Regions from separate parts of the Homo sapiens genome. Here region 2 is linked to region 1. Evidence: chromatin loops called from intact Hi-C (ENCODE). Cell type or tissue: tibial artery. All regions are shown on one strand. Links, peaks and the distances in the headings refer to the core of each region. The heading gives the core; the rest is flanking DNA. Region 1 has its middle 11 kb from the start of ANAPC7. Region 2 overlaps ATP2A2 (ATPase sarcoplasmic/endoplasmic reticulum Ca2+ transporting 2).

The links. Peaks named below come from ENCODE experiments on the same cell type or tissue, not always from the same donor. Only the 100,000 strongest peaks of a DNase experiment are listed, where the experiment ranks them.
Region 2: a loop joins it to region 1, with 2.2 times the contacts of the local background. A loop is called at or near these places in 1 of 110 quality-filtered maps.

Annotation. Positions count from the first base shown.
Region 1 is chr12:110,407,154-110,422,686 of GRCh38, reverse strand. No RefSeq gene overlaps it. Among named protein-coding and RNA genes, the nearest start is that of ANAPC7, 11 kb to the right of the region's middle. In tibial artery, for the core only: no CTCF peak of the experiment used is centred there; no DNase peak of the experiment used is centred there; H3K27me3 peaks cover 479 bases.
Region 2 is chr12:110,297,999-110,313,531 of GRCh38, reverse strand. All of the region lies in intron 5 of ATP2A2 (ATPase sarcoplasmic/endoplasmic reticulum Ca2+ transporting 2), which reads right to left. Among named protein-coding and RNA genes, the nearest start is that of ATP2A2, 25 kb to the right of the region's middle. In tibial artery, for the core only: no CTCF peak of the experiment used is centred there; no DNase peak of the experiment used is centred there; H3K27ac peaks cover 4,752 bases.

The DNA.
Region 1 (15,533 bases), core at 3,762-11,761:
TTATCACAAATCCCCTTGAGATTTATCCCTAAACCATTATTTAAGTCTTTTTACTTGTCTGACTATCTCATAAATAAAAATGACCATCTGGACATCTTAGAACCTTCTTTACTGAAAAGAGGGAAAATTGGTTGGGATGCTGGTGGTATTTATTCCCTCCAGTTGTTCAGGGAAATTCTTTGTCCTGAAGTTATTTTTCCACTGAAAGGAAACCTATCACTGCCAGGAGACACTTAAGGGATGTTAAGTAATGTTTCCCTTAGAGCAATTTATAAGTGTTATGTTTTTCCCCTTGTACAAAAGACAGATCTAAGAAAAATGTCTGATTGCAGCTGGGAAAAATTTTCATTCTTAGGAAGCTGCTGGACATTTAGAGATGAACTTAAGTGGAGCAGAACATTTATATTTATAAGTTGTTCCTCCAATGTATTTGACCCAACACTCCACGGTATCCACATCATTCTACATCTGTTACGCAGCTGACCTAACGATTCACAGCCAATTACCATCCCAGGACTTCTGTTTCCTCACATAAAATGAAGATAACCTCTAACACGCCCTCCAGCTCCAAAATTATCCTTTCTGAATATGATTCCATGAGGAAGAGGAGGCCTAGTCTCCTTGGATATATCTCCTGTGTGTCCCAAGTTGTTTTAACACCATACATGTCCTTTGAATATTATTAAAATCAGTATGATCTGGCCAAGCATGGTGGGTCATGTGTGTAATCCCAGCACTTTGGGAGGCCAAGGCGGGTGGATCACTTTGCTGCGGGATAATTAAGGAATTAGAGAGACTGAGGGGTTGAGGAGGAATTATTTAATTATTAAGCTGCACCAACCCAGTCGGATTAACATCCAAAGGACTGGGCCCTGAACAAAGAGTCAAGTTACCTTTTAAGCATTTCGTGGGGCAGGGGCAGATCTGTGCAGGGGGAAGCATATTACAGAAGCAAGAAACAAAGACAGTTATTTAATTGAGACATGCATTACATTATTTCATACTTTTTAAGGAACAACATGTTTTACAACTTGAGATTATCTGTCTAGTGACCTTGTAGCTGCACAGCTAGAGAAACAGGGTCTTCACAATGCTTGGGAAAGGGAGAGATAAGGCTCACTAGCCACAGAAAGACAGGCAGTTAATTTTAAAGGACTCCAGCTCTTTCTCTTCCTCAAGGGGAATTGGGTTTTCTTATATACAACTGAGTTTTTGTTTAAACATTTTTTGATTTATTTTAATTCCTGTTTCAGCTTGAGCTCAGTTCAAGACCAGCCTGGCAACATGGCAAAACCCCTGTCTCTACCAAAAAAAATTAGCCAGGCGTGGTGGCAGGTATCTGTACTCCCAGCTTCTTGGAAGGCTGAGGTGGGATTATCTCTTGAGCCCGAAAGGTAGAGGTTGCAGTGAGCTGTGATTGCACCACTGCACTCCAGCCTGGGTGATAGAGCCAGACCTTGTCTCAAAACAAAACAAAACAAAATCAGTATGATCTGAATTACATCATATTAATGGGACCTAACCGTAGAACCTACCCTCTCTTTGATAAATTGATTTTCAAGATGAATATTTTGAAATTTCCAGATTAGCTGGGCATGGTACCACACACCTGTAGTCCCAAGTACTCAGGAGGCAGAGGTGGAAGGATTGCTTGAGCCCAGGAGGTCAAGGCTGCAGTGAGCTATGATTTCGCCACTGCACTCCAGCCTGGGTGACAGAGAGAGACACAACTCTAAATAAATAAATAAAAATTGGGCACAGTGGCTCACACCTGTAATCCAGCACTTTGTGAGGCCAAGGCAGGAGGACAGCTTGAGCCCAGGAGTTTAAGACCAGCCTGGGCAACATAGCAAGACCCCATCTCCACACACACTCAATTTTTTAAATTAGCTTGGTGTGGTGGTGCATGCCTATAGTCCCAGCTACTTGGGAGGCTGAGGTGGAGGGACCACTTAAGCCTGGGAAGTTGAGGCTACAGTGAGGTATGATTGTGCCACTGCACTCAAGCCTGGGCAACAGAGGGAGATCCTGTCTCAAAAAAAATAAAAAATAAAAAATAAATAAATAAATAAATAAATAAAATTTCCAGAGGAGGTAGGTCCCCCTTTGCCTCTAATTTTTTCTCTATAAATATTTTTGCTTCATCCATTCTTTGTGTGAGTTTATCAGTTTCACAGGTGTGTTTTAGCTCTATTTCTTTGCAGGAATTATCAACTTTTCTTTTTTTTTTTTTTTTTTTTGAGACTGAGTCTCACTCTGCCACCCAGGCTGGAGTGCAGTGGTGCGATCTCAGCTCATTGCAACCTCTGCCTCCCGGGTTCAAGCGATTCTTCTGCTTCAGCCTCCCGAGTAGCTGGGACTACAGGCATGCGCCACCACACCCAACTAATTTTTGTAATTTTAGTAGAGATGGAGTTTCACCATATTGGCCAGGCTGGTCTTGAACTCCTGACCTAGTGATCCACCCACCTTGGCCTCCCAAAGTGCTGGGATTACAGACCTGAGCCACTGTGCCCAGTCTCAACCTTTCTTCTACCAGTTAGCCAGTGATACATTCTCCTTCATTCCCATCAGTATATAAAAATGATATTTCTCCAATCAGAAAACAAAAATCCTCTCTTTCACCCACCTGCTGCCAACCATGTCCTCCTTTGCTTTACAACAGGGCTTCTCCACATTGACACTTTGACATTTTGGACTGGCTACTTAAATATATGAATTAAAAAAATTTTTTTTTTCTTTTTGACAGAATCTCCCTCTGTCACCCTGGCTGGAGTGCCATGGTGTAATCTAGATTTACCGAAACCTCCACCTCCGGGTTCAAGTGATTCTCCTGCCTCAGCTTCCCAAGTAGCTGGGATTATAGGTGTGAGCCACCATGCCTGGCATGAATGTAAATTTCTCCTCCACTTTGCCGTGGGGGGCTGTCCTATACATTAAAGAATGTTTAGCAGCATCCCTAGTATCTATCTACCCGATGCCAGAAGCAACACCCACCCCACCTCAGATGTCTCCAGACATTGCCCAATGTCCCCTAGGAATACAGTCACCACCCTGCCTCCACCCCAGTTGAGAACCACTTCTCTGCAGCAAAACTCCTCAAAATAATTGGCCGGGCACAGTGGCTCATGCCTGTAATCCCAGCACTTTGGGAGGCCGAGGCAGGCGGATCACCAGGTCAAGAGTTCGAGACCAGCCTGGCCAGCATGGTGAAACCCCGTCTCTACTAAAAATACAAAAATTAGCCAGCCGGGCAGGTGGCACATGCCTGTAATCCCAGCTACTTGGGAGGCTGAGGCAGGAGAATCACTTGAACCCAGGAGGTGGAGGTTGCAGTGAGCCAAGGTCGTGCCACTGCACTCCAGCCTGGGCGAAAGGGCGAGATCTCGTCTCAAAAAAAAAAAAAAGAATTATTGGCTGGGCAAGGTGGCTCATGCCTGTAATCCCAGCACTGTGGGAGGCCAAGGCAGGCAGATTACCTGAGGTCAAGTGTTCAATACTAGCCTGGCCAACATGGTAAAACCCCTTCTCTACTAAAATACACAAAAATTAGCAGGAGCATGGTGGAGCATGCCTGTAATCCAGCTACTGGGGAGGCTGAGGCAGGAGAATCACTTGAACTTGGGAGGCAGAGGTTGCAGTGAGCCGAGATCATGCCGTTGAACTCTAGCATGGGCAACAGAGCAAGACTCCATCTCAAAATAAAAGAATTATCTATATGCATTGTCTCACATTTGTCTCCTTCTCTTTACCAAAGCGCCACTGAAAATGTTCTTGTTGACATCATCAGTGACTTTCATGTTGCTAAATGCTATGGCTATTTCTCCATAAGATGCAAAAAATTAGCCAGGCATGGTGGTGGGCGCCTGTAGTCCCAGCTACTCAGGAGGCTGAGGCAGGAGAATGGCATGAACCCGGGAGGCGGAGCTTGCAGTGAGATGAGATCACACCACTGCACTCCAGCCTGGGCAACAGAGCGAGACTCCGTCTCAAAAAAAAAAAAAAAAGAAAAGAAAAGAAAAAAGTATAATAGCAAACATTTATATAGTGCTTCTGGAACAGGAATTAAAAGAAATTAAAGAATGTGTAAGCAAAAACTCAGTTGTATGTAAGAAAACCCAATTCCCCCTGAGGAAGAGAAAAAGGTGGAGTCCTTTAAAAATTAACTGCCTGTTTTTCTGTCTGTGGCTAGTGAGCCTTATCTCTCCCTTTCCCAGGCATTGTGAAGACTCTGTTTCTCTAGCTGTGTGGCTGCAAGGTAAGTAGATAGATAAACTCAAGTCGTAAAACATGTTTTTCCTTGAAAAGTAAGAAATGATGTAATGCGGCCGGGCGCGGTGGCTCACGCCTGTAATCCCAGCACTTTGGGAGGCCGAGGCGGGCGGATCACAAGGTCAGGAGATCGAGACCATCCCGGCTAAAACGGTGAAACCCCGTCTCTACTAAAAATACAAAAAATTAGCCGGGCGTAGTGGCGGGCGCCTGTAGTCCCAGCTACTTGGGAGGCTGAGGCAGGAGAATGGCGTGAACCCGGAGGCGGAGCTTGCAGTGAGCCGAGATCCCGCCACTGCACTCCAGCCTGGGCGACAGAGCGAGACTCCGTCTCAAAAAAAAAAAAAAAAGAAATGATGTAATGCATGTCTCAACTGAATAACTGTCTTTGTTTCTCACTTCTGTAATATGCTTCCCCCTGCACAGATCTCCCCCTGCCCCATGAAATGCTTAAAAGGTAACTTGACTCTTTGTTAGGGGCTCAGTCCTTTGGATGTTAATCCGACTGGGTTGGTGCACCTAAATAATTAAATAGTAAGTATCCTCCTCAACCCGTCGGTCTGATTCCTAAATTAGCCCGCTACACTGCAAGGGACCCAGAGATCACCTCCAGCCCCTCTTTTAACTCTTAGTGGGTTTTTGAGCTGGATCGAAAACGAACTGACACCAGGCAGATTAACAAGAGAAAAGTGTACAAACTTTGTTTCACGTGTACGGGGGGGTCTACACAAAAAAAAGAGTGAAGTCTGAAGAAGTGGCCAAATAAGATGCTTTATATGTTTTAGACAAAGAGCAATATACTTGAGAAGAAATGACAGGACAAAGAAAATCTGGCTGGGGCAGTAAATTTTTCAGGGGAGTCACTAGGAGATAAATGGGGGGAGTGCCAAACTGGTGAAAGTAAAGGTAACTTTGTTAAGTATGTTTATGGAGGTCCATTGTAGCCTTTAGTTTTAAGTCTCTGGAGATAAGGGCTATTTTCTTGCTCTTATATGGAGAGGGTACCTTTTCCAGATAAATCCTCATCACTTGTTACATGCAGGAAAACAGTGGTCAGCTCATTGTTTCTGAAACTTTACTTCCTCTATTTTTTTTTTCTTTGGTGACAGAATCTCACTCTGTTACCCAGACTGGAGTGCAGTGACACAATCTCAGCTCACTGCAACCTCCACCTCCCAGGTTCAAGTGATTCTCATGCCTCGGTCTCCTGAGTAGCATGCGTCACCACGCCCAGCTAATTTTTGTATTTTTAGTAGAGAGAGGGTTTTACCATGTTGGCCAGGCTGGTCTTGAACTCCTGGGCTCAAGTGATCAGCCTGCTTCGGCTTCCCAAAGTGCTTGAATTACAGGCGTGAGCCACCGTGCCCAGCCTCTCTAATGCTTTTTAACTCAATAATTGATATATCGATTTGGCATATTTGGAGTTTTGGGATTTTTGTTTTATTTATTTATTTATTTTTGAGACGGGGTCTCTCTTTGTCACCCAGGCTGGAGTGCAGTGGTGGGATCATAGCTCACTGCAGCCTCCACTTCCTGGGCTCAAGTGATTCCCCTGCCTCAGTCTCCCTGGTAGCTGGGACTATAGATGAGCACCACCATGTCCGGCTAATTTTTGTGTTTTTTTGTACAGACATGGTCTTGCTATATTGCCTAGGCAGGTCTTGAACTCCTGAGCTCAAGTGATCTGCCTGCCTCGGCCTCCCAAAGTACTGGGATTACAACCACCATGCCCAGCCCAATTTGGCATATTTTGGGATGGCACGTCCTTCACTCCTTCAGTGCTCACAGTGTGCTAGGTGTTGTTCTAAGTGTCTTAGATATGGTGGTACACCTAGCTGGTTCAACCTGCAGAGCAGCTTTTTTTTTTTTTTTTTTTTGAGACGGAGTCTCGCTCTGTTGCCCAGGCTGGAGTGCAGTGGCACGATCTAGGCTCACTGCAAGCTCCGCCTCCCAGGTTCACGCCATTCTCCTGCCTCTGCCTCTCGAGTAGCTGGGACTACAGGCACCCACCACCGCACCCGGCTAATTTTTTGTATTTTTTGTAGAGATCAGGTTTCACTGTGTTAGCCAGGCTGGTCTCGATCTCCTGACCTCCTGATCCGCCCGCCTCAGCCTCCCAAAGTGCTGGGATTACAGGTGTGAGCCACCACACCCGGCCTCAGAGCAGCTCATTTTTTTAATATTTTCTGTCTTTTATAACAAAATTACAGTCAGCAATAATTCTGAAATGAAGTGACTAATAATCACAGCCAGAAAAGAAACAGTGAAAGTTTTACTTTATTGAATTTCATGGCTGGGCATGGTGGCTCACACCTGTAATCCCAGCACTTTGGGAGGTCGAGGCAGGTGGATCACCTGAGGTCCAGAGTTCAATACCAGCCTGGCCAACATGGTGAAACCCTGTCTCTACTAAAAATATAAAAAGTTAGCCTGTAGGCTGGACGTGGTGGCTCACGCTTGTAATCCCAGAACTTTGGGAGGCGGAGACATGTGGATCACAAGGTCAAGGGTTCAAGACCAGCTTGGCCAAGATGGTGAAACCCCGTCTCTACTAAAAATACAAAAATTAGCCGGACGTGGTGGCGGTTGCCTGTAATCCCAGCTACTTGGGAGGCTGAAGCAGAGAATTGCTTGAACCTGGGAGGCAGAGCTTGCAGTGAGCCAAGGTCGTGCCACTGCACTCCAGCCTGGGCAACAGAGTGAGACTGTGTCTCAAAAAAAAAAAAAAAATTAGCCTGTAATCCCAGCACTTTGGGAGGTCGAGGCTGGTGGATCACCTGAGGTCCAGAGTTCAATACCAGCCTGGCCAACATGGTGAAACCCTGTCTCTACTAAAAATATAAAAATTAGCCTGTAGGCTGGACGTGGTGGCTCACGCCTGTAATCCCAGCACTTTGGCAGGCCAAGGTGGGTGGATCACAAGGTCAGGAGTTCAAGACCAGCCTGACCAACATGGAGAAACCCTGTCTCTACTAAAAATACAAAATTAGCCGGGCGTGGTGGCGCAGGCCATAATCCCAGCTACTCAGGAGGCTGAGGCAGGAGAATCACTTGAACCTAGAAAGCGGAGGTTACAGTGAGCGGAGATCACACCATTGCACTCCAGCCTGGGCAACAAGAGCAAAGCTCCTTCTCAAAAAAAAAAAAAAAAAAAATTAGCTGGGCGTGGTGGTGTGCATCTGTAATACCAGCTACTCAGGAGGCTGAGGTGGGAGAATCACTTGAGCCCAGGAGGTGGAGGTTTCAGTGAGCTGAGATCATGCCACTACACTCCAGCTAGGATGACAGAGTGAGATTCTGTATCAAAAGAAAAAAAAAATCAAATTCATATTATGGTACAAAAAGGTAACAAATTAATGCTTTTAAATGACATTTAAATATTTGTATATATATGTGTGTATATACACATATAAATATATTTATGGCCGGGCGTGGTGGCTCATGCCTGTAATCCCAGCACTTCGGGAGGCCAGGGCGGGTGGATCACGAGGTCAGGAGTTCGAGACCAGCCTGACCAACATGGTGAAACTCCGTCTCTACTAAAAATACAAAAATTACCCGGGTGTGGTGGCACCTGCCTGTAATCCCAACTACTCAGGAGGCTGAGGCGGGAGAATCGCGCCACTGCACTCCAGCCTGGGTGACAGAGCGAGACTCCGTCTCAAAAAAAAAAAAAAAAAAAAAAAAAAAAAAAAAATATATATATATATATATATATATATATATATATATACACACACACATATATATATATATATATCTCGCTCTGTCACCCAGGCTGGAGTGCAGTGGCGCAATCTCGGCTCACTGCAAGCTCTGCCTCCTAGGTTCATGCCATTCTTCTGCCTCAGCCTCCCAAGAAGCTGGGACTACAGGCGCCCACCACCACGCCCGGCTAATTTTTTGTATTTTTAGTAGAGATGGGGTTTCATCATGTTAGCCAGAATGGTCTCGATCTCCTGACCTCGTGATCCGCCCGCCTCGGCCTCCCAAAATGCTGGGATTATAGGCATGAGCAACCCCGCCCGGCACGCCCAGCTAATTTTTGTATTTTTAGTAGAGACGGCGTTTCACCATGTTGGCCAGGATGGTCTCCATCTGCTGACTTCGTGATCTGCCCGCCTCAGCCTCCCAAAGTGCTGGGATTACAGGCGTGAGCCACCACACCCGGCCCTATTTTTTTTTTTTCCAGATTGGATCTCCCTGTGTTGCTTAGAGTGGCTCAAACTCCTGGGCTCAGGGATCCTCCTGCCTCAGCCTCCTGAGCCACCGTACATAGCCTATTTTATTATTTTTATTATATTATATATAATATTATTATAGTTTATATTATATATAATATATATTATATATTATATTATTAAAGTTTATATTGTATATAATATATATTATATATTGTATATTGTATATTATATATTATATATAATATATATAATATATAATATACAATATATAAAATATATAATATATAATATACTATATATTATATATTATATTGCCTGCCTCGGCAGTATGGCAAGAGCAATCTAATATATATTAATATAAATAATATATATTATATAATATTTATTTATTTATTTATCTGAGACAGAATCTTGCTCTGTTGCCCAGGCTGGAGTGCAGTGGCACAATCTTGGCTCACTGCCACTTCCACCTCCTGGGTTCAGGCAATTCTCCTGCCTCGGCCTCCCAAGTAGCTGGGATTACAGTTGTCTGTCACCACACCCGGCTAATTTTTGTATTTTTAGTAGAGACAGGGTTTCACCATGTTGGCCAGGCTCGTCTTGAACTCCTGACGGCAGGTGATCCACCTGTCTCAGCCTCCCAAAGTGCTGGGATTACAGGCATGAGCCACCGCGCCTGGCCTGTTTTTTTTTGTTTGTTTGTTTGTTTTCTGAGATGGAGTCTTGCTCTGTTGCCCAGGCTGGAGTGAGCAGTGGTGCAACCTACCCCTCTCTAACCTATGCCCTGGGGTGGATCACTTCTACCATGCTGCCCTTAATAGCTTCCCACCATGAATTAATTTAATATTTACAACAATCCCATTAAATAGGTGCTGTTATATCTCCCCCGTTTCACAGAAGGGGTGACTAAGGTTCCAGAAAATTAAGTGACATTTAAATTAAGATAATAAATGGCAAAAATGAGATTTAAACCCAGGCAGTCTAGTGCCTATTTCTATGCTTTTAATGGCTCCCCAGTGCCATTTATGAAGGACAATGTAAAGAATACCTGTATCAGCCGGGTGCAGTGGCTCACGCCTGTAATCCCAGAACTTTGGGAGGCTGAGGTGGGCGGATCTCGAGGTCAGATCAAAACCATCCTGGCTAACACAGTGAAACCCCATCTCTACTAAAAATACAAAAAATTACCTGGGCATGGTGGCCCTCACCTGTAGTCTCAGCTACTCAGAAGGCTGAGGCAGGAGAATCGCTTGAACCTGGGAGGCGGAGGTTGCAGTGAGCTGAGATGGCGCCACTGCACTCCAGCCTGGGTGACAGAGTGAGACTCTGTCTCCAAAAAAAAAAAAGAATACCTGTATCTTCATCATTTAACTTTTTTAGCTCTTGCATTTTGCCACAGTTGAAGCTCCCGTAGATCCCTTTCCCATCTCATTCCCTATTCTCGTTTTCTAGATGTAACCTTCAATTTGATTTTGGTGGGCATCTTCACCATGAACTTTTAAATACTTTTCCTAAATATGTATGTATCCAAAAACAATGTATAACATCCTGTATGTTTTCAAACTTTATTGAAATGGTATCATAGAGTGATACAATTCTACAACTTGCTTTAGTCATTCAATATACTTTTTTACATTTATCCATGTTAACATTAATACATGTGTTAGAGTTCACTTATGTTTTAAATGCTGCATAGCAGTTCCTTGCATAAATGTAGCAAAATGTATCCATTCTTCCGCCAATGTATAAACAATATGTTTCAAGGCTTTGGTCTTCTATACATAGAAAGTTCTTGTTATTTTCATTTTGGCCAACGTTTAAAAATTGGAATACTTGGCCAGGCACAGTGGCTCATGCCTGTAATCCCAGCACTTTGGGAGGCAGAGGTGGGTGGATCACCTGAGCTCAGGAGTTTGAGACCAGCCTGGCCAACATGGTGAAACCCGGTCTCTACCAAAAATACAAAAATTAGCTGGATGTGGTGGCGCATGCCTGTAGTCCCAGCTACTTGGGAGGCTGAAGCAGGAGAATCCCTTCAACCCAGGAGGCAGAGGTTGCAGTGAGCCAAGATCGTGCCACTGCACTCCAGCCTGGGTGACAGAGTGAAACTGTTTCAAAAAAAAAAAAATTGGAATACTTCAAATATTAAAATCCAGATTTATAACTATGAATTCTTTTGAAAAGTCAAATGATACAGAAAATTCCCAGCTGCCTGGGACTAATATACTGAAATTAAGTTGCAGCTGCCCCTGTAGAGAGGGCATACTCCAGTTTGTTACAACTTCCCTGCTCCTCCCCATGTGCTGAGTGGTGATGTCAATTGCCATTTATCAAGATGACAATGTTATACATTGTTTTTGGATATATACATATTTAGAAAAAGTATTTAAGGCTGGGCGTGGTGCCTTACAGCTGTAATCCCAGCACTTTGGGAGGCTGAGGTGGGCAGATCACCTGATGTTGGGAGTTCAAGACCAGCCTGGCCATCAGGGCGAAACTTCATCTCTACTAAAAATACAAAAATTAGCTGTGCATAGTGGCGCGTGCCTGTAATCCCAGCTACTTGGGAGGCTGAGGCAGGAGAATCGCTTGAACCCGGGAGGCAGCATTTGCAGTGAGCCAAAATTGCGCCATTGCACTCCAGCCTGCGCAAGAAGAATGAAACTCCATCTCAGAAAAAAAAAAAAAAGAAAAGAAAAAGTATTTAAAAGTTCACAGAAGGCCGGGCACAGTGGCTAACACCTGTAATCCTAGCACTTTAGAAGGCCGAGGCTGGCAGATCACCTGAGGTCAAGAGTTCAAGACCAGACTAGCCAACAAAGCAAAACCCTGTCTCTACTAAAAATACAAAAATAAGTCAGGCATGATGGTGCATGCCTTTAATCCCAGCTACTTGGGAGGCTGAGGCAGAATAGCTTGAACCTGGGAGGTGGAGGTTGTGGTGAGCAGAGATCCTACCACTGCACTCCAGCTTGGGGGACACAGTGAGACTCTGTCCCAAAAAAAAAAAAGTTCGGCTGGGCATGGTTGCTCACGCCTGTAATCCCAGCACTTTGAGAGGCCAAGGCAGGTGGATCACCTGAGGTCAGGAGTTGGAGACCAGCCTGACCAACATGGAGAAACCCTGTCTCTACTAAAAATACAAAATTAGCTGGGCATGGTTGTCAGGCCTCTGAGCCCAAGCCTGCATGTATACATCCAGATGGCCTGAAGTAACTGAAGAATCACAAAAGAAGTAAAAATGGCCAGTTCCTGCCTTAACTGATGACATTACTTTGTGAAATTCCTTCTCCTGGCTCAGAAGCTCCCCCACTGAGCACCTTGCAACCCCCGCCCCTGCCCGCCAGAGAACAACCCCCTTTGACTGTAATTTTCCTTTACCTACCCAAATCCTATAAAACAGCCCCACCCCTATCTCCCTTTGCTGACTCTCTTTTGGGACTCAGCCCGCCTGCACCCAGGTGAAATAAACAGCCTTGTTGCTCACACAAAGCCTGTTTGGTGGTCTCTTCACATGGACGTGCATGACATTTGGTGCTGAAACCCGGGACAAGAGGACTCCTTTGGGAGACCGGTCCCCTGTCCTCACCCTCACTCCATGAGGAGATCCACTTATGACCTCGGGTCCTCAGACCAACCAGCCCAAAGAACATCTCATGAATTTCAAATCGGGTAAACGGTCTTTTCACTCTCTTCTCCAGCCTCTCTTGCTACCCTTCAATCTCCCTCCCTTGCTACCCTTCAATCTCCCTGTCCTTCCAATTCCAGTTCTTTTTCCTCTCTAGTAGAGACAAAGGAGACACATTTTATCCATGGACCCAAAACTCTGGCGCCGGACATGGACTCGGGAAGACAGTCTTCCCTTGGTGTTTAATCACTGTGGGGATGCCTGCCTGATTATTCACCCACAGTCCATTGGTGTCTGATCACTGCGGGGACGCCTGCTTGGTCATTCACCCACATTCCCTTGGTGGCAAGTCAGTTGTGGAGACGCCTGCTTTGGCTGCTCACCACCCCCTTCTCCATGTCTCTACCTTTCTCTTTAAACTTACCTCCTTCACTATGAGCAAACTTCTGCCCTCCATTCCCCCATCTTCTCCTTTAGCCTGTGTTCTTAAAAACTTAAAATCTCTTCAACTCTCACCTGACCTAAAACCTAAGCATCTTATTTTCTTCTGCAACACCACTTGGCCCCAATACAAACTTTATAATGGTTCTAAATAGCCAGAAAATGGCATTTTTGATTTCTCCGTTTTACAAGACCTGGATGATTTTTGTCGAAAAATGGACAAATGGTCTGAGGTGCCTGACGTCCAGGCGTTCTTTTACACATCGGTCCCTCCCTAGTCTCTGTTCCCAATGCGACTCATCCCAAATCCTCCTTCTTTCCCTCTCGCCTGTCCCTTCAGTCCCAACCCCAAGCATTGCTGAGTCTTTTGAATCTTCCTTTTCTACAGACCCATCTGACCTCTCCTCCCCAGGCTGCTCCTCGCCAGGCCGAGCCAGGTCCCAATTCTTCCTCAGCCTCCGCTCCCCCACCCTATAATCCTTTTATCACCTCCCCTCCTCACACCCGGTCCGGCTTGCAGTTTCATTCCACAACTAGCCCTCCCCAACCTGCCCAACAATTTCCTCTTAAAAAGGTAGCTGGAGCTAAAGGCATAGTCAAGGTTAATGCTCCTATTTCTTTATCCAACCTTTCCCAAATCAGTTAGTGTTTAGGCTCTTTTTCATCAAATATAAAAACCCAGCCCAGTCCATGGCCCGTTTGGCAACAACCCTTAGACACTTTACCATCCTAGACCCAGAAGGGCCAGAAGGCTGTCTTATTCTCAATAAACATTTTATTACCCAACCCACTCCCGACATTAAAAAAAAGCTCCAGAAATTAGACTGTGGCCCTCAAACCCCACAACAGGACTTAATTAACGTCACCTTCAAGGTGTACAATAATAAAGTAGAGGCAGCCAAGTAGCAATGTATTTCTGAGTTGCAATTCCTTGCCTCCACCGTGAGACAAACCCCAGCCACATCTCCAGTACACAAGAACTTCCAAACGCCTGAACCGCAGAGGCCAGGCATTCCTCCAGGACTGCCTGTCATGCACGTCCATGTGAAGAGACCACCAAACAGGCTTTGTGTGATCAATAAGTCTGTTTATTTCACCTGGGTGCAGGCAGGCTGAGTCCGAAAAGAGAGTCAGCTAAGGGTGGTGGGATTATCATTAGTTCTTATAGGTTTGGGATAGGCATACAAAGTATATTCTTAAGGGAGGGGGAGAATATTACAAAGTACCTTCTTAAGGGCAGGGTAGACTATATCATATCAGTTAGGGTGGGGCAGGAACAAATCACAATGGTGTATCGTTATCAGTTAAGTCTATTTTTACCTCTTTTGTGGATCTTCAATTGCTTCAGGCCATCTGGATATGTACGTGCAGGCCACAGGGGATATGATGGCTTAGCTTGGGCTCAGAGGCTTGACACCACCTACCCCAGGATCTTGCTTCAAGTGCTGGAAATCTGGCCACTGGGCCAAGGAATGCCCGCAGCCCAGGATTCCTCCTAAGCTACGTCCCATCTGTGCGGGACCCCACTGGCAATTGGACTGTCCAACCCAGCAGCCACTCCCAGACCCCCTGGAACTCTGGCCCAAGGCTCTCTGACTGACTCCTTCCCAGATCTTCTCTGCTTAGTGGCTGAAGACTGACACTGCCCGATCACCTCGGAAGCCTACAGGACCATCACAGACGCTTTGGGTAACTCTTACAGTGGAAGGTAAGTCCGTCCCCTTCTTAATCAATACGGAGGCTACCCACTCCACATTACCTTCTTTTCAAGGGCATGTTTCCCTTGCCTCCATAACTGTTGTGGATATTGACGGCCAGGCTTCTAAACCTCTTAAAACTTCCCAACTCTGATGCCAACTTGGACAACATTCTTTTATGCACTCTTTTTTAGTTATCCCCACCTGACCAGCTCCCTTATTAGGTTGAGACATTTTAACTAAATTATCTGCTTCCCTGATTATTCCTAGGCTACAGCCACACCTCATTACTGCCCTTTTCCCCAGTTCAAAGACTCCTTCACATCCTCCCCTTGTATCTCCCCACCCTAATCCACGAGTATATGATACCTCTACTCCCTCCTTGGAGACCAATCATGCACCCCTTACCATCCCATTAAAACCTAATCACCCTTAGCCCGCCATGCTTTAAAAGGATTAAAGCCCGTTATCACTTGCCTGTTACAGCATGGCCTTTTAAAGCCTATAAACTCTCCTTACAATTCCCCCATTTTACCTGTCCAAAAACCAGACAAGTCTTACAGGTTAGTTCAGGATCTGTGCCTTATCAACCAAATTGTCTTGCCTATTCAACCCATGGTGCCAAAGCCATATACTCTTCTATCCTCAATACCTCCCTCCACAACCCCTCCATAACCCATTATTCTGTTCTGGATCTCAAACATGCTTTCTTTACTATTCCTTTGCACACTTCATCACAGTCTCTCTTCACTTTCACTTGGACTGACCCTGACACCCATTAGGCTCAGCAAACTACCTGGGCTGTACTGCCGCAAGGCTTCACAGACAGCTCCCATTACTTTAGTCAAGCCCAAATTTCTTCCTCATCCATTACCTATCTTGGCATAACTCTTTGTGAAAACACACATGCTCTCCCTGCTGATTGTGTCCAGCTAATCTCCCAAACCCCAATCCCTTCTACAAAACAACAACTCCTTTCCTTCCTATGCATTGTTAGGTACTTCCACTTTTGGATACCTAGTTTTACCATCCTGACTAAAACGTTACATAAACTCACAAAAGCAAACCTAGCTGACTCCATAGATCCTAAATTTTTTCACCACTCCTCTTTCTGTTCCTTAAAAACAGCCCTAGAAGCTGCTCCCACACTAGCTCTCCCTAACTCATCCCAACCCTTTTCATTACACACAGCCAAAGTACAGGGCTGTGTGGTCAAAATTCTTGCACAAGAGCTGGGACCGCACCCTGTAGCCTTTCTGTCCAAACAACTTGACCTCACTGTTTTAGGCTAGCCCCCACATTATTCCGGAT
Region 2 (15,533 bases), core at 4,909-12,908, 110 kb after region 1:
ACCAGCCTGGCTAACATGGTGAAACCCCATCTCTACTAAAATATACAAAAAATTAGCCGGACATTGTGGTGGGTGCCTGTAGTCACAGCTAACGGGGAGGCTGAGGCAGGAGAATGGCGTGAACCCAGGAGGCGGAGCTTGCAGTGAGCCGAGATCATTCCACTGCACTCCAGCCTGGGCGACAGAGCGACTCCGTATCAAAAAAAAAAAAAAAAAAAAAAGGAAAGGTGGTTCCCAAACCACATGGTTTCTTCTCCTTTTTCCAAAATCTTCATCTCAGTAGCAAGAATGAAAAGGTTGGCACTTCCTGGTACTGTGACTACCACTGAATCATGGGGAGTAGAGAGGAGGTGATTACAGGAAATCAGGAAGGAAATGCCAGCCCCATGAAATCAGGTCAGGCTTCAAGATCAACTGGCCTATCATGGTCTGATGGTTGAGGAGAACTCTCATTTCTCACAGTTCTTAATGTCTTAGCTATTCTGACAGTGCTCAGGGGCTCTCAAACTCAAAAACTCTCTATGCTGATTTTTGTTTTAGACTATTTTGCTCTTCTGCTTATCCGTTTTCTAGAGTAATAATTTATACCTTGGCTTTGGAAACAGAGGTATAGCTTCCAGGATTTACAGAACAACTAAAGCAATTTTTCTTTTTTGTTTTGTTTTCTTTTTTTTTTTTTTTTGCAACAGAGTCTCGCTCTGTCCCTCAGGGTGGAATGCAGTTGTGCAATCTAGGCTCATTGCAGCTTCCATCTCCTGGGTTTAGGCGATTCTCGTGCCTCAGCCACCCAAGTAGCTAGGATTACAGGCATCCACCACCACACCCGGGTAATTTTTGTATTTTTAGTGAAGATGGGATTTCACAGTGTTGGCCAGGCTGGTCTCGAACTCCTGGGCTCAAATGATCCGCCTGCCTTGGCCTCCTAAATTGCTGGGATTACAGGCATGAGCCACCATGCCCGGCCTGTACTTCAGTTTTCAAAACTAAATAGCTAGAATCCTGAGGTGGACTTTCTGAGGAGGAGGACAAATGAACCTCCTGAAGTTGCACACAAGATTTTCAATATATGTTTTTGGGGAAGAAAGTCCATAAATTTCATTAATTCTCAAAGGGACTGTGATCTAGAAATGATTAAGATCTGCTCTAGAGCCTTGCTACTCAAATTATTGACCTGGGAGCTTATTAGAAATGCAGAATAATCAGGCCCCATTTCAGACTGAACCAATCAAAACATACATTTTAACAACATCCCCAGGTAATTCCTGCACACATGAAGTTAGAGAAACATTGATCTAAGCAGTGTGCAAAATCTTAAGGCTCCCCACCCCCCGAACTTTTTTTGGGAGACAGAGTTTTACTCTGTCTCACTCTGTCACCCAGGCTGGAGCATACTGGCACGATCTGAGCTCACTGCAGCCCTGACCTCCCAGGCTCAACTGATCCTCCCACCTCAGCCTCCCGAGAAGCAGGGACTACAGGAGCACGTCAACATGCCCAGCAAATTTTCATTTTTTATTTTTTTAGAGACGGGGTCTTTCCATGTTGCCCAGGCTGGTCTCAAACTCCTGAGCTCAAGTGAACCTCGTCTCAGCCTCCCAAAGTGCTGGCATGAGCCATGGCTCCCAGCCTCACTATGCAAGTTTTTAAAACTTTTTTTGTAAAGACAAGGTCTCAATATGTTGCCCAGGCTGGTCTCAAACTCCTGGGCTCAAGTGATCCTCCTGCCATGGCCTCCCAAAATGCTAGGATTGCAGGGATAAGCCACTGCACCCAGCCAACACCTTTTTTTTTTTTTTTTTAAACAATTCTCTTTTCATATTTTACAAAAGACTTTGGTACAGAGATTGTTGTGGCCCACAAAACCCAAAATATTAGCTGGACGCTATAGCTCACACTTATAATCCCAGCGTTTTTTTTTTTTTTTTTTTTTTTTTTTGAGATGGAGTCTCGCTCTGTCCCCCAGGCTGGAGTGCAGTGGCGCGATCTTGGCTCACTGCAACCTCTGCCCCCTGGGTTCAAGTAATTCTCCTGCCTCGGCCTACCGAGTAGCTGGGATTACGGGTTACGGGTGCCTGCCACTGCACCCGGCTAATTTTTGTATTTTTAGTAGAGACGGGGGTTTCACCATCTTGGCCAGGCTGGTCTTGAACTCCTGATCTTGTGATCCACCCGCCTCCGCCTCCCAAAGACCTGGGATTACAGGCTAAGGCAGGAGGATCACTTGAGGCCAGGAGTTCAAGACCAGCCTGAGTGACACAGTGAGACCTCATGTCTATAAACAAACGAACCAACCAACCAACCCACAAAGATAGTATGCCAACTCCTCTGCTCTACAGCAGACTGACTACTCTGTTTTGTGTTAAAGAGCATTTAATGTTTGCTAAATGTTTAAAGCCAGTCAATTCCAACCCCAACAGCTTTCTAAAAGCAAAAAAAAGTCCACATGGACTCATGGCCATACTATCTAAATCACACTTTTTAGAGCAAGAAAGCTCCTTGAAACAGTACTCCAATTACCTAATTCTGCAGAGGTTAATGTACATAGTCCAATGTCATGCAGAACTAGGATCATAATCCAGGTTCTTATATGAATCCACTCATCTATTTCACAACTCTGCCTTTTACTCAACTGCTTCAAAAGCAGTTTATACCTGCTACTAAATCTCAGTACTGCATGTTAACTGTCTGAAGTAAAAGTTTCCTTCCTTTAAATTGAAAGTTTTCTTCCTTTAAATTGCTGTCAAGTTTAAGAATTATTCTTTTTATTCCCGAGTAAATCTTGAAATTGCTGGCACCCTGTTGGCTATTAAGTCTTCATTTTAGGAAATAAAATTATCAATTTCTGTACAAGTGCTAAAGCAAATGCAATTTTAAGATTGTGTTGCTTCCACTACTTAAATCTTAAAAGATGATTCGCTCCAGAGTATATACTACAAGACAGAAGTCATCTGAGAATATTTATTTCCTGGTGCTATTCATCAACCCTGGGTTACCAAGATACATAAAGTTTGTTTTAAACAACCCTGAAAACAGTGTTCTTAAGAAGTCAATAAATAACCCCTGCGGCATATACTAGAAGCCCCAAAATTCTAAAACTAAGACTTCTAGCTGGGAATGGTGGCTCATGCCTGTAATCCCAGCACTTTGGGAGGCCAAGGGAAGAGGATCCCTTGAGCCCAGGAGTTTGAGACTAGGCTGGGTAATACAGGGAGACCTTGTCTCAAAAAAACATCCCACAAAACCATGGCCGGGCACGGTGGTTCATGCCTGTAATCCCAGCACTTTGGGAGGCCAAGGGAGGCAGATCACTTGAGGTCAGGAGTTCGAGACCAGCCTGGCCAACATGGTAAAATCCCGTCTCTACTTTAAAAAAAAAAAAGGAAAAAGAAAAAAAGAAAACAGAAATGACTTAGGCTATTATAGCTTGATTCACTTTCATGTCAGCAGATAATACAGAAAGCTTAAAAACAATGACGTTCATTTCTTATAAGATTATGTACAACTTCACTACTTTTGGTTTCCATCCATCCGGAGAAATATTTTCTTGGCCTTAAGATAATGTAGAATTACTGTGGCTTCTTAAGAGGTGAACATGTGGGTCACTTTCTCTTTTTTTTTTTTTTGAGTCAGGGTCTCACTCTGTTGCCCACGCTGGAGTGCAGTGGCTTAATTTCAGCTCACTGCCACAGCCTCGACCTCCTGGGCTCAGGTGATCCTCCCACCTCAGCTTTTCAAGTCGTTGGGACTACAGGTACGCACCACCACGCCTAGCTAATTTTTGTATTTTTTGTAGGGATGGGGTTTTACTATGTTGCCCAGGCTGGTCTCAAACTCCTGGACTCAAGTGATCTGCATGCCTTGGCCTCCCCCAAAAGTGCTGAGATTACAGGCATGAGCCACTGAGCACAGCCTATGTGCGGGTTATTTTCTCCATGTTTTTATTTGCCATATCAATTTCATTTGGCTCTTGTGTTCTAGATACTTAAGACTCACATTAGCATTTGCTATGTATGCTTACCCAGTTTCTCTTTGGAATGATTAGCTGGTATAGCAACATATAAAATTTAGTTTCCTGGCTGGGCATGGTGGCTCACACCTGTAATTCCAGCACTTTGGGAGGCTGAGGCGGGCGGATCACTTGAGGCCAGGAGTTCGAGACCAGCCTGGCCAACATGGTGAAACCCTGTCTCTACTAAAAATACAAAAATTAGCCGGGTGTGGTGGCGGGCACTTGTAATCCCTGCTACTAGGGAGGCTGAGGCAGGAGAATCGCTTGAACCCAGGAGGCGGAGGTTGCAGTGAGCTGAGATCACGCCCTTGCACTCCTGCCTGGGCGACAGAGTGAGATTCCATCTCAAAAAAAAAAAAAAAAAAAAAAAAAAAAAAAAAAATTAGTTTCCTTAAACTCTCTCTCCATATCTCCCTCAAAAAACCACCTATTCCAGCTTAGTCTTTGAAAAGTTCAGCCAGAACCATCCTACCAGATATCTTCCAAAAGCTGACAAAGAATTTTAAAGTCAGGAGATGACCCTTACATTCCAAACAGTGACTACAAAAAGGTCTGTTCCTTTCTGCAAATATCAAAATCGTTAAGTCAGTACTTTTTTATTTTCAGCTTCGAATTAGTTTACAACACTCTCCAGTTTTCCAACACATCTGAAAAACCCCTTCACATCCAATTTCATAATGTAAATGAAAATATAAAAGTCACCATGTCTAAAAGCACAATTTATGCCATTTAATCTTTCAGGCTACGCAAATAGTACCTTCGACTGACAAGAAAAAATTCAGAATTAAAGTTCACTCTATAGTTTTCACAAAACTGAATTATCAGGCTAAATGCTAGATTGCACAGTCAATTTGATTACTAATTCTAAAAGAGGTGGAAGTTTAAAAGGCTCAACGTGTATAGTCTTAATAAAATAAATACCTATTTATCTGGCCCAGGTTATACAGTCACGGTATGCTTTTCCAAAATGTTCCATATAATAGTTGCAAATGCCTTAGAATTATATCTTACCCAATTCAATGACCTGCTGGTCCTAGTAACCCAGCAAACTATCATTTCTGATTTGCATATAAGTTTACAAACACCATGAAAGGTCACCAGAGTATACTGACAACCTAAATATTACAGCTGTAACTAGGCTTCCTCAACATGATAAAGGGCACCCGCCTATGAGACCCACACCTATGTCACACTTCACTGTGAAGGACTGGATGCTTTCCCCTACGATCAGTAAGACAAGGATGTCTGCTCTTGGTACTTCAACGTTGTATTGGAGATTCTAACCAGGGCAATTAGGCAAGAAATAAAGGGCATCCAGACTAGAAAGAAGTAAAAACATTTTCATTTGCAAATGCATGATCTTGTATATAGAAAATCTTAAGGAACCCATAAAAACTATTAAAACTAACTAATGAGTTCAGCAAGATGGCAAACTACAAGATCAATACGTAAAAAACTATTTCTACACGCTAGCAAAGAACAATCTGAAAATGAAATTGAAAAAAGAATTCCTAACTCAAGGCAAATTAAAGACTTAAATGTAAGGCCTCAAACTGTAAATATCCTAGAAGAAAACCTAGGAAATACTCTTCTCAACACTGCCCTAAGCAAAGAATTTATGACTAAGCCTCAAAAGCAAATGCAACAAATAACTTGACAATTGGGACCTAGTTAAACGAAAGAGTTTCTGCACAGCAGAAGAAATCTATCAACAGAGTAAACTGACAACCTACAGAATTGGAGAAAATAATTGCAAACTATGCACTCAACAAAGGACTAATATCCAGAATCTATAAGGAACTTAAATCCACACACAAACACACACACAAAATCACTGTTGAAAAGTGGGCAAAGGGTATGAAAAGACACTTCTCAAAAGACAACAATCAAGTAGTCAACATAGGAAAAAATGCTCAACATCACTAGTAGAGAGATGCAAATCAAAACCACAATGAGATGTCATCTCACACCAGTCAGAGTGACTATTATTGCTGGGCACGGTGGCTCACGCTTGTAATCCCAGCACTTTGGGAAGCTGAGGTGGGAGGATCACTGGAGCCCAGGAATTCAACTACTAGCCAGGGCAACATAGTAAGACCTCATCTCTACGAAAAAATTTAAAAATGAGCCTGTCATAGTGGTGTGTGCCTACAGTCCCAGCTAACCTGGAAGGCTCAGGTGGGAGGGTCACTAGAGCCTGGAAAGCCATGGCTCAATGAGCTATAATCATGCCACTGTGTTCCAGCCTGGGCAACAGACTGAGATCCTGCCTCAAAAAAAAAGAAAAAAAAAAAAAAAAAGGTGGTGGGGCTGGGGGGAACACTTATACACTGCTGGCAAGAATGTAAACTAGTTCAGCCCCCGTGGAAAGCTGTTTGGAGATTTCTCAAGAAACTAAAAACAGAATGACCATTCAACCCAGCGATCCCATTACTGGGTATATATCCCAAGAAAAAGAAATTGTGGCCGGGCGTGGTGGCTCACACCTGTAATCTCAGCACTTTCGGAGGCCAAGGTGGGTGAATCACTTGAGCCCAGGAATTCGAGACCAGCCTGGGCAACATGGTGAGACCTTATCTGTACGAAAAATACAAAAATTAGTTGGGCGTGGTGGGCATCTGTAGTTCCAGCTACAAGGAGGCTGAGGTGGGAGGATGGCCTGAACTCACAAGGAGGCTGAAGTGGGAGGATGGCTTGAGCTTGGGAGGTGGAGGTTGCACTGAGCCAAAATCGCACCACTGCACTCCAGCCTGGGCGACAGAGTGAGACCCTATCTCAAAAATAAATGTGGTATATATACACCATGTGATACTACGCAGCCATGCAAAAGAATGAAATCATGTCTTTTCCAGCAAAATGGATGCAGCCAGAGACTATTATCCTAAGTGAGTTAACCCAGAAAACCAAATACTGTCTGTTCTCACTTGTAAGTAGGAGCTAAACACTGAGTACACATAGCCATTAAGATGGGAACAATAAACACTGGGCACTCCAAAAAGTGGGAGGGAAAGAGGGGCGAGGGCTGAAAAACTATCTGTGAAGTACTATACTCATCATCTATACTCATCATCTGGATGACAGGATCAGCAGAAGCCCAAACCTCAGCATCACACATTAAATCCACATAACAAACCTGCACATGTACCTTGAATCTAAAAATTTTAATTAAAAATAAATATCACTAGGCCGGGCGCGGTGGCTCACGCCTGTAATCCCAGTACTTTGGGAGGCCAAGGCGGGTGGATCACGAGGTCAGGAGATCGAGACCATCCTGGCTAACATGGTGAAACCCTGTCTCTACTAAAAATACAAAAACATTAGCTGGGCATGGTGGCAGGCGCCTCTGGTCCCAGCTACTGGGGAGGCTGAGGCAGGAGAATGGCGTGAACCCGAGAGGCGGAGCTTGCAGTGAGCAGAGATCGTGCCACTGCACTCCAGCCTGTCATAGCGGTGAAAGAGCGAGACTCCGTCTCAAAAATAAATAAATAAATAAATATCACCAATAGGCCAATTTCAAGTTACAAAAAATTATTCCAATTACAAATATTCCCCCCGCCAAAAATGCAATAACAAAAGAAGCACAAGACTTGAACACTGACAACCAGTGTTGAAAGAAATGACAGACCTTAAAAAAAAAAAACAAAAAAAAAACAGACATCCCTATGCTCATGGATCCAAAGACTTGATATTACGACCATATTTCCCAAACTCATCTATAGATACAACACAATTCTTACTGAAAATACCAGCTTGCTTTCTGCAGAAATTGACAAGCAACTCTTAAAAATTTATATGTAAATGTAAGGAACCCAGAATGCCCAAAATTATCTTGAACAAAGTTACACTCCCAAGTTCCCAATTTCAAAAAATACAAAACGACAGCTAGCTATCAAGACAGTATGGTACTGACCTAAAGACAGAGATCAATGGAGTAAGAATAGAGTCTAGAAATACATTCTTGCATTTGTAAATTAATTTTTCACAAAGGTTGCAGGACAAATTAGTGAAGAAATCTTTTCAACAAATGGTGCTGAGACAACTAAATATCCACATGCAAAAGAAAGCAGCTGGATCTCCTACCTCACACCATAGTTTTTGCTGTTGTTGCTGTTTTTAAAGAGGCAAGGTCTTGCTTTGTTGCCTAGGGTGGAGGACAGTGGCAGGATCATAGTAGCTCACTGCAGCCTCCACTCTTGGGCTCAAGTCATCTTCGTACCTCTGCCTCCTGAGTAGTGAGACTACAGGCCTGTACCACCTTGCCTGGCTAATTTAAAAGTGTTTTTTTCCTAGGCTGGGCATGGTGGCTCTTGCCTATAATCGCAGCACTTTGAGAGGCTGAGGCAGGCGGATCATTTGAAGTCAGGAGTTCAAGACCAGCCTGGCCAAAACGGTGAAACCCCGTTTCTACTAAAAATACAAAAATTAGCTGAGTGTGGTGGTGTGCACCTGTAATCCCAGCTACTCGGGAGACTGAGGCGGGAGAATCGCTTGAACCCAGGAGGCGGAGGTTGCACTGAGCCGAGATCATGCCACTCGCTGCACTCCAGCCTGGACAACAGAGCAAGACTCCGTCTCAAAAAGAAAAAAAAAAGTGGTTTTTCCTGCCTCAGCCTCCCAAAGTGCTGGGATCATATAGGTATGAGCCACGACGCCTGGATCATATATACTGGCTAATATATAAAGTCTTTGTGACCTTCAATTGGCAACAGTTTCTTAGACATCACACCAAAAGCACAAGCAACAACAATGTATAAGTGGACTTTATCATATTAAAAACTTGTATGTTACAAAGTATGCCATCAAGAAAGTGAAAAAAAGGAATCCCTATAGAATGGGGAAAAAATTTTGCTAATCACACCTCATAAGGCAGGATATGTAAAGAATTCTTATACCTCAACATTAAAAAGACAAATAACCTAATTTAAACAGGCATTTCTCCAAAGAAAACACACCGATGGACAATAGCCACATGAAAAGATGCCCAACATCATTAAGAAATTAGGGAAACGGACGTCAAAACCACAATGATACTCACTTCCTGGGTAAAACTTTAAAACGATAGACAATGACATGTCTTGACAAGGATGTAGAGAAACTGGAACTTGTATACATTGTTGGTGGGAATGTAGAACAATATCACCACCATTCTGAAAGACAGTTTGGTAGCTGCTCAAAATGTTAAGTATAGAGTCACTATAGGCCCCATAATTCCATGCTTAGGTACATACCTAACAGAGAGAAAATGTTATGTTCACACAAAAATTAGTACAAGCATGTATGTACAAGTTATAGCACTATTCATTACTCATAATAGACCAAAACTGGAAACAACCCAAATGTCCATCAACTAATAAACATTATTCAGCAGTAAGGAATGAAATACATGCTATATTCATGAACGAAATGTAACACTATGCTAAGAGAAAGCCAGTCACCAAGATTGACTCCATTTATATGCAATATCCAGAAAAACAGACAGTAATCCACAAAACAGATAATAAACTGTGGTTGTCAGGAACTGGTGGGAGGAAAACAGGGCAACAACTGCTAATGGGTATGGGTTTTTCTGAGGGTGATGAAAATGTTCTGGAATTAAGATAATAATGAGGATCACACAGACCTTGAATATACTAATAATCTGGCATTCAATAATTGTATTGAAGGCCAGGTGCAGTGGCTCACGCCTGTAATCCCAGCACTTTGGGAGGCTGAGGCAGGTGGATCGCTTGAGGCCAGAAATTCAAGACTTGCCGGGCCAACATGGCCAAACTCTGCCTCTACTAAAAATACAAAAATATTAGCCAGGCGTGGCTGGGCGCGGTGGCTCATGCCTGTAATCAATCCCAGCACTTTGGGAGGCCGAGGAGGATGGATCACGAGGTCAGGGGCTTGAGACCATCCTGGCCAACACGGTGAAACCCCGTCTCTACTAAAAAATACAAAAATTAGCTGGGCGTGGTGGTACGTGCCTATAATCTCAGCTACTCGGGAGGCTGAGGCAGGAGAATCGCTTGAACCAGGGAGTCGGAGGTTGCAGTGAGCCAAGATCATGCCACTGCACTCCAGCCTGGCAACAGAGCGAGACTCGTCTCAAAACAAACAAACAAACAAACAAACAAAAAAGCAAGCAAGCCAGGCATAATGGCCCAAGCCTGTAATCCCAGCTACTCGGGAGACTGAAGCAGGAGAATCACTTGAAACTGGGAGGTACACAGGTTGCAGTGAGCCGAGATCACACCACTGCACTAGAGCCTGGGTGACAGAACAAGACTCTGTCTGTATAATATTATAATAATAATTGTATTGAACACACACATACACTTCAACTGTTTGTTCTGCACAGCAACTATGTTTACATTAGCTGAGCCTATCATATACTTCTGATTTCAAATTTCATTCATAGAGAACTTACGATAACGTTACAACAGTCAATATGACAGTTCTGTCCTTAAGGTGCTCACTGCCTAGTAGTATGACAACAGTATTTAATAAAATGCCCACATACATTCTAAACCTAGATGTCTGTTCTGCATTACTCAGTTAAAAAGGTCACAATTTAAGACGAAAGCAAGCAGCACTTAAGAGCCCAATGTCTCACACAGCTGGGCTTAACTAAAATAATAATAGGCCAGGCACGGTGGCTCACGCCTGTAATCCCAGCACTTTGGGAGGCCGAGGTGAGTGGGTCACGAGGCCAGGAGTTTGAGACCAGCCTGGCCAATATGGCAAAACCCCATCTCTACTACAACTACAAAAATCAGCTGGGTGTGGTGGTGCATGCTGGTGAGCCCAGCTAATTGGGAGGCTGAGGCACAAGAATCACTTGAACAGGCAGGCAGAGGTTGCAGTGAACCGAGATCACGCTACTGCATTCCAGCCTGCACAGCAGAGTGAGACCCTGTCTCAAAATAGTAATAATAATAATAATAATAATAATAGTAATAAAAATAAAAATTAAAGAAAAACAGAGCCCAACGTCAAAGCAATATATACGCTTTTTAGCAATTACCATACTGTGGGGGAAGAGCTGGGGAAAAAAAGTGGTAAATAACTACCAGAATCAGCACTATCTATGAAGGATTCAGAAACAGGTGAAAGGAAAATGGATTTAAATTTGTACTCCACTTTATAGTAGTAGTATATTCACCTAAGGGATTTAAACTCAGGTTTTTTTTGAATATTAAATTCATTGTCTTTTGAATATTCAAATAAAGGGAATGGTTGCCAGGGGCCAGGGAAGAGGGGAACTGGAAGTCAGTGTTTAAGGTGTACATTTCAGTTAGGGAAGATAAAAGTTCTGGATGGTGACAGTCCCAAAACAATGTGAATGTACTTAATGCCACAGAACTGCACGCTTAAAAATGGTTAAAATGGGTAAGTTTATAATATGTATACTTTACCACAATATAAATAAGGAAAATCCCATTAGACTGAAAATCTTAAGTCACATACACTATAGATCAAACATTATTTGTCCTTTCTAAACTATCAAATGCAACAACAAAACTATATTACAATATAGAAAATGAAATTTCAGTGTGAGAAAGCGAGATAGGTCAGGGTAATAATCAAAGCTTCACCACCATAAGATCAGTGCATTGAGCAAATTAATAAACTCTATAAAATTTGCCTAACCTTCCAAAAAAAGGTGACTTTGGTGGTACTGAAAACTGAAAAAAAGGCCTGGATGTCTGCAACATGAAGGAGCAGCACAAGATGAAATCATAGAAGAAAGCAGGAGGTACATACACACAATGCAAGTTTATCAGGTCAGAGAATTTTGTATTTTAAGTGCAATGGGGAAGTCCCTTAAGGGTTTTTTAGCAGATGAATAAATAACACAACCTTTAAGAAACCACTCTGGCACTTGTGTGGAGAATGGACTGGAGGAAGACAACAAAGGAAGCCAGAGCCTAGTTAGGAGATGATGACAGCTGCGGTGTGAGATGATGGCTAGACTAGTGTGCTGACCAAGGAAACGGAGTTCACGAACTTGGGTGTGTTCTGGAGACAGAATCAGTGGCCTTACGGACAAATCAGAGGATAAGAGGGGGGAAAAAATCAAGATGACTTCCAAGTTTCTCACAGTTAATTAGGTTAGAGTGTCTTACAAAAGACGGGAAGGACTGGCAAGAATCAGGATTCAAAGATACAGAGAAACCAGAATCACCAACTGAAGAGAAGCTGGCTTTTGTCTCTTTCTTCAAAAAGGATGGTGCTTTGAGGTATCACAGTTGTAGTTTCCTCTGAAGCTGTCTACCATTGCCATCTACTGATGCAAACTAAGGATAAAGGCTTTGGGGGTAATTTCTCTAAGGCTTCAAGTAGACTCAACACACTAAAACAGCCCAACAAGGCAGAGCACAGTGGCTCACACCTGTAAATCCCAGAACTTTGGGAGGCCAAGGCAAGAGGATCACTTGAGGCCAGGAGTTTGAGACCAGCCTAGGCAACATAGCTAGACTCTGTCTCTATTTTTTTAAAAAAATTAAACAAGAAGAAGCTGGAGAAACTGTAAGCATAAAATCAAACAGAATCTCATACACATATTTAGGTGATGTCATCTACAACCTCACCCACCACATATATTTGTGGAAAAACAATCTCCTTTCCAATGTTTCCTTCTGTAGGTAGTAGAGTACCATCATCACACCCAGTCACGTAAACTAGAAATCTTGCCAGTATCTTTGATTTACACACTCTCCTATCTATTATCAAAATCTGTTGCTTTGAGCCAGGTACAGTGGCTCACACCTGTAATTACAACACTTTGGAAGGCCAAGGCAGGAGGAGGAGGATCGCTTGAGCCCAGAAGTTCAAGACCAGCCTGGACAACAAAGCAAGACCCCATCTTTACTTTAAAAAAAAAAAAAAAAAAAGGCCGGGCATGGTGGCTCACACCTGTAAGTAATCCCAGCACTTTGGGAGGCTGAGGCGGGAGGATCACGAGGTCATCCTGGCTAACACAGTGAAACCCTGTCTCTACTAAAAATACAAAAAATTAGCTGGGAGTGTTGGTGGGCACCTGCAGTCACAGCTACTGGGGAGGCTGAGGCAGGAGAATGGCGTAAACCTGGGAGGCGAAGCTTGCAGTGGGCCGCAATCGTGCCACTGCACTCCAGCCTGGGCGACAGTTCAAGATTCCGTCTTTAAAAAAAAAAAAAAAAAAAAGCTGGGCATGGTGTCATGTGCCTGTATTACCAGCTACTCAGGAGGCTGAGGCAGGAGGACCCCCTTGAAGCCAAGGAGTTCGAGGTCGCAGTGATCACACTACTCCACTGTAGCCTGGACAAGAGAGCAAGCCCCTGTCTCCAAGTTAAAAAAAAAAAAAAAAAAAAGAGAGAGCGAGAAAGAAGGAAAAGAGGGAGGACAGAAGGAGGGGAGGGGAGGGGAGGGGAGGGGAGGGAAAGGGGGAGGAAGGAAGGAAGGACAGACGGACGGACAGACTGACGGAAGGAGCTGCTTTAGGCCGTGCGTGGTGGCTCACTCCTGTAATCCCAGCACTTTGGGAGGCTGAGGCGGGCGGACCACCTGAGGTCGGGAGTTCGAGATCAGCCTGACCAACATGGAGAAACCCCACATCTACTAAAAATACAAAATTAGCTGGGCATGATGGCGCATGCCTGTAATCCCAGCTACTTGGGAGGCTGAGGCAGGACTGCCTGAGCCCAGGAGTTTGAGAGACAAGCCTGAGCAACATGGCAAGACCCATCTCTACAAAAAAAATACAAAACTTAGCCAGGTACATGGTGGCTCATGCCTGTGATCCCAGTTTTTCAGGAGACTGAGGTGGGAGAATCACTTGAGCCCAGGAGGTCAATGCTGCAGTGAGCCGTGATGGTGCCATTGCACTCCAGCCTGGGCAACAAGAGCGAAACTCCATCTCAAAACAAAACAAAACAAATCTGCTGTTTTGTAACTAAGTCAGAGGCTCACTCTTTGAACTACTCACGATCAGAACTCTGTACCCAATGGAGATTCAGAGTTAATATTCTAGGTTGAGACCTGCCAAAAACTTTTTTAAAAAGAGTGCCCCCAGATGATTGTGATGTGCACTCCTGCTTAAGAGCCACTATTCATGAACTCAAAAATCTTTCCTTCATTATTCTTAATGTTACTGTCCTCATTATCTCTTGCCTAGACTACTAAAATAGCCTCCCTATATCTTCAGCCTTCCCCATTCTGACCTATTTTCTTCATCACCATCAGAATTCCCTAATTCAAATATTTTTTGCTATTAAAAAAAATGTGGGCCAGGCGCAGTGGGCTCACGTCTGTAATCCCAGCATTTTGGGAGGCTGAGGCAGGACTGCCTGAGCCCAGGAGTTTGAGAGACCAGCCTGGGCAACAGGGCAAGACCCATCTCTACAAAAAAATACAAAACTTAGCTAGGAGCTTGGTTGCTCATGCCTGTGATCCCAGTTATTCAGGAGGCTGAGGTGGGAGAATCACTTGAGCCCAGGAGGTCAACGCTGCAGTGAGCCGTGATGGTGCCACTGCACTCCAGCCTGGGTGACAGATTGAGACCCTGTCTTCCCCTCATCAAAAAAAGTGATAACTGGTAAATTCTGAATAAGATCTTACATACTATTGCATCAATTTCCTAATTCTGATAATCATACTGAGGTTATATAAGAGAACATCCTTGATACTATAAAACAAATGTTATTTAGGAGTTAAAGGGGCATCATGCCTGCAATATACCCTTCAACAGTTCATACAAAAATGTGTGTATACAGAGTGAAAAAATAATACATCTGTGATAGTATAACATTTGTGTCAAAACAGAAAATTTGTTTTTTTGAGATGGAGTCTGGGGCTCTGTCGCCCAGGCTGCAGTGAAATGGCACGACCTCGGCTCACTGCAACCTCTGCCTCCTGGGTTTAAGAGATTCTCCTGCCTCAGCCTCCCGAGGAGCTCGGACTACAGGTGGGAGCCACCATGCCCAGCTGATTTCTGTATTTTCAGTAGAGACAGGGTTTCACCATTTTGGCCAGGATAGTTTCGATCTCTTGACCTCATGATCTGCCCACCTCAGCCTCCCAAAGTGCTGGGATTACAGGCATGAGCCACCACGCCTGGCCAAAACAGGAAGTTTTAAAAAATCCAATAGCCAAGACATTTCATTCTGAGTTGTACTCTTCTTAACACTATACTTAAGGAAGCTGTTAAATCATTTACACACACCATTTACACACAAACACTACACAGTCCCAAATAATTGGCTTACTGGCATATATGTAACACTATCCTTTTTTTCTGGAGGAACAACAAAAATTTCTGGATGAGAGAATAGGACAAGGCAATTTCCTTTCAGAGGCCAAAGTTGTAGAGCATGGGTTAAGGAATGCAGCTCTTTCAATTCATTAAAATGAGTAAGACAATAAAGACAAAGCACACCCTTCCCAAGTCAATATAAAAGCATATTACTATGAGATAATTCACAAATAGCAACAAAGTAAATAGTATACTTAACTCAGAAGGGTATGAAAAGCCAGATAATCTGAATAACAGTATGCAATG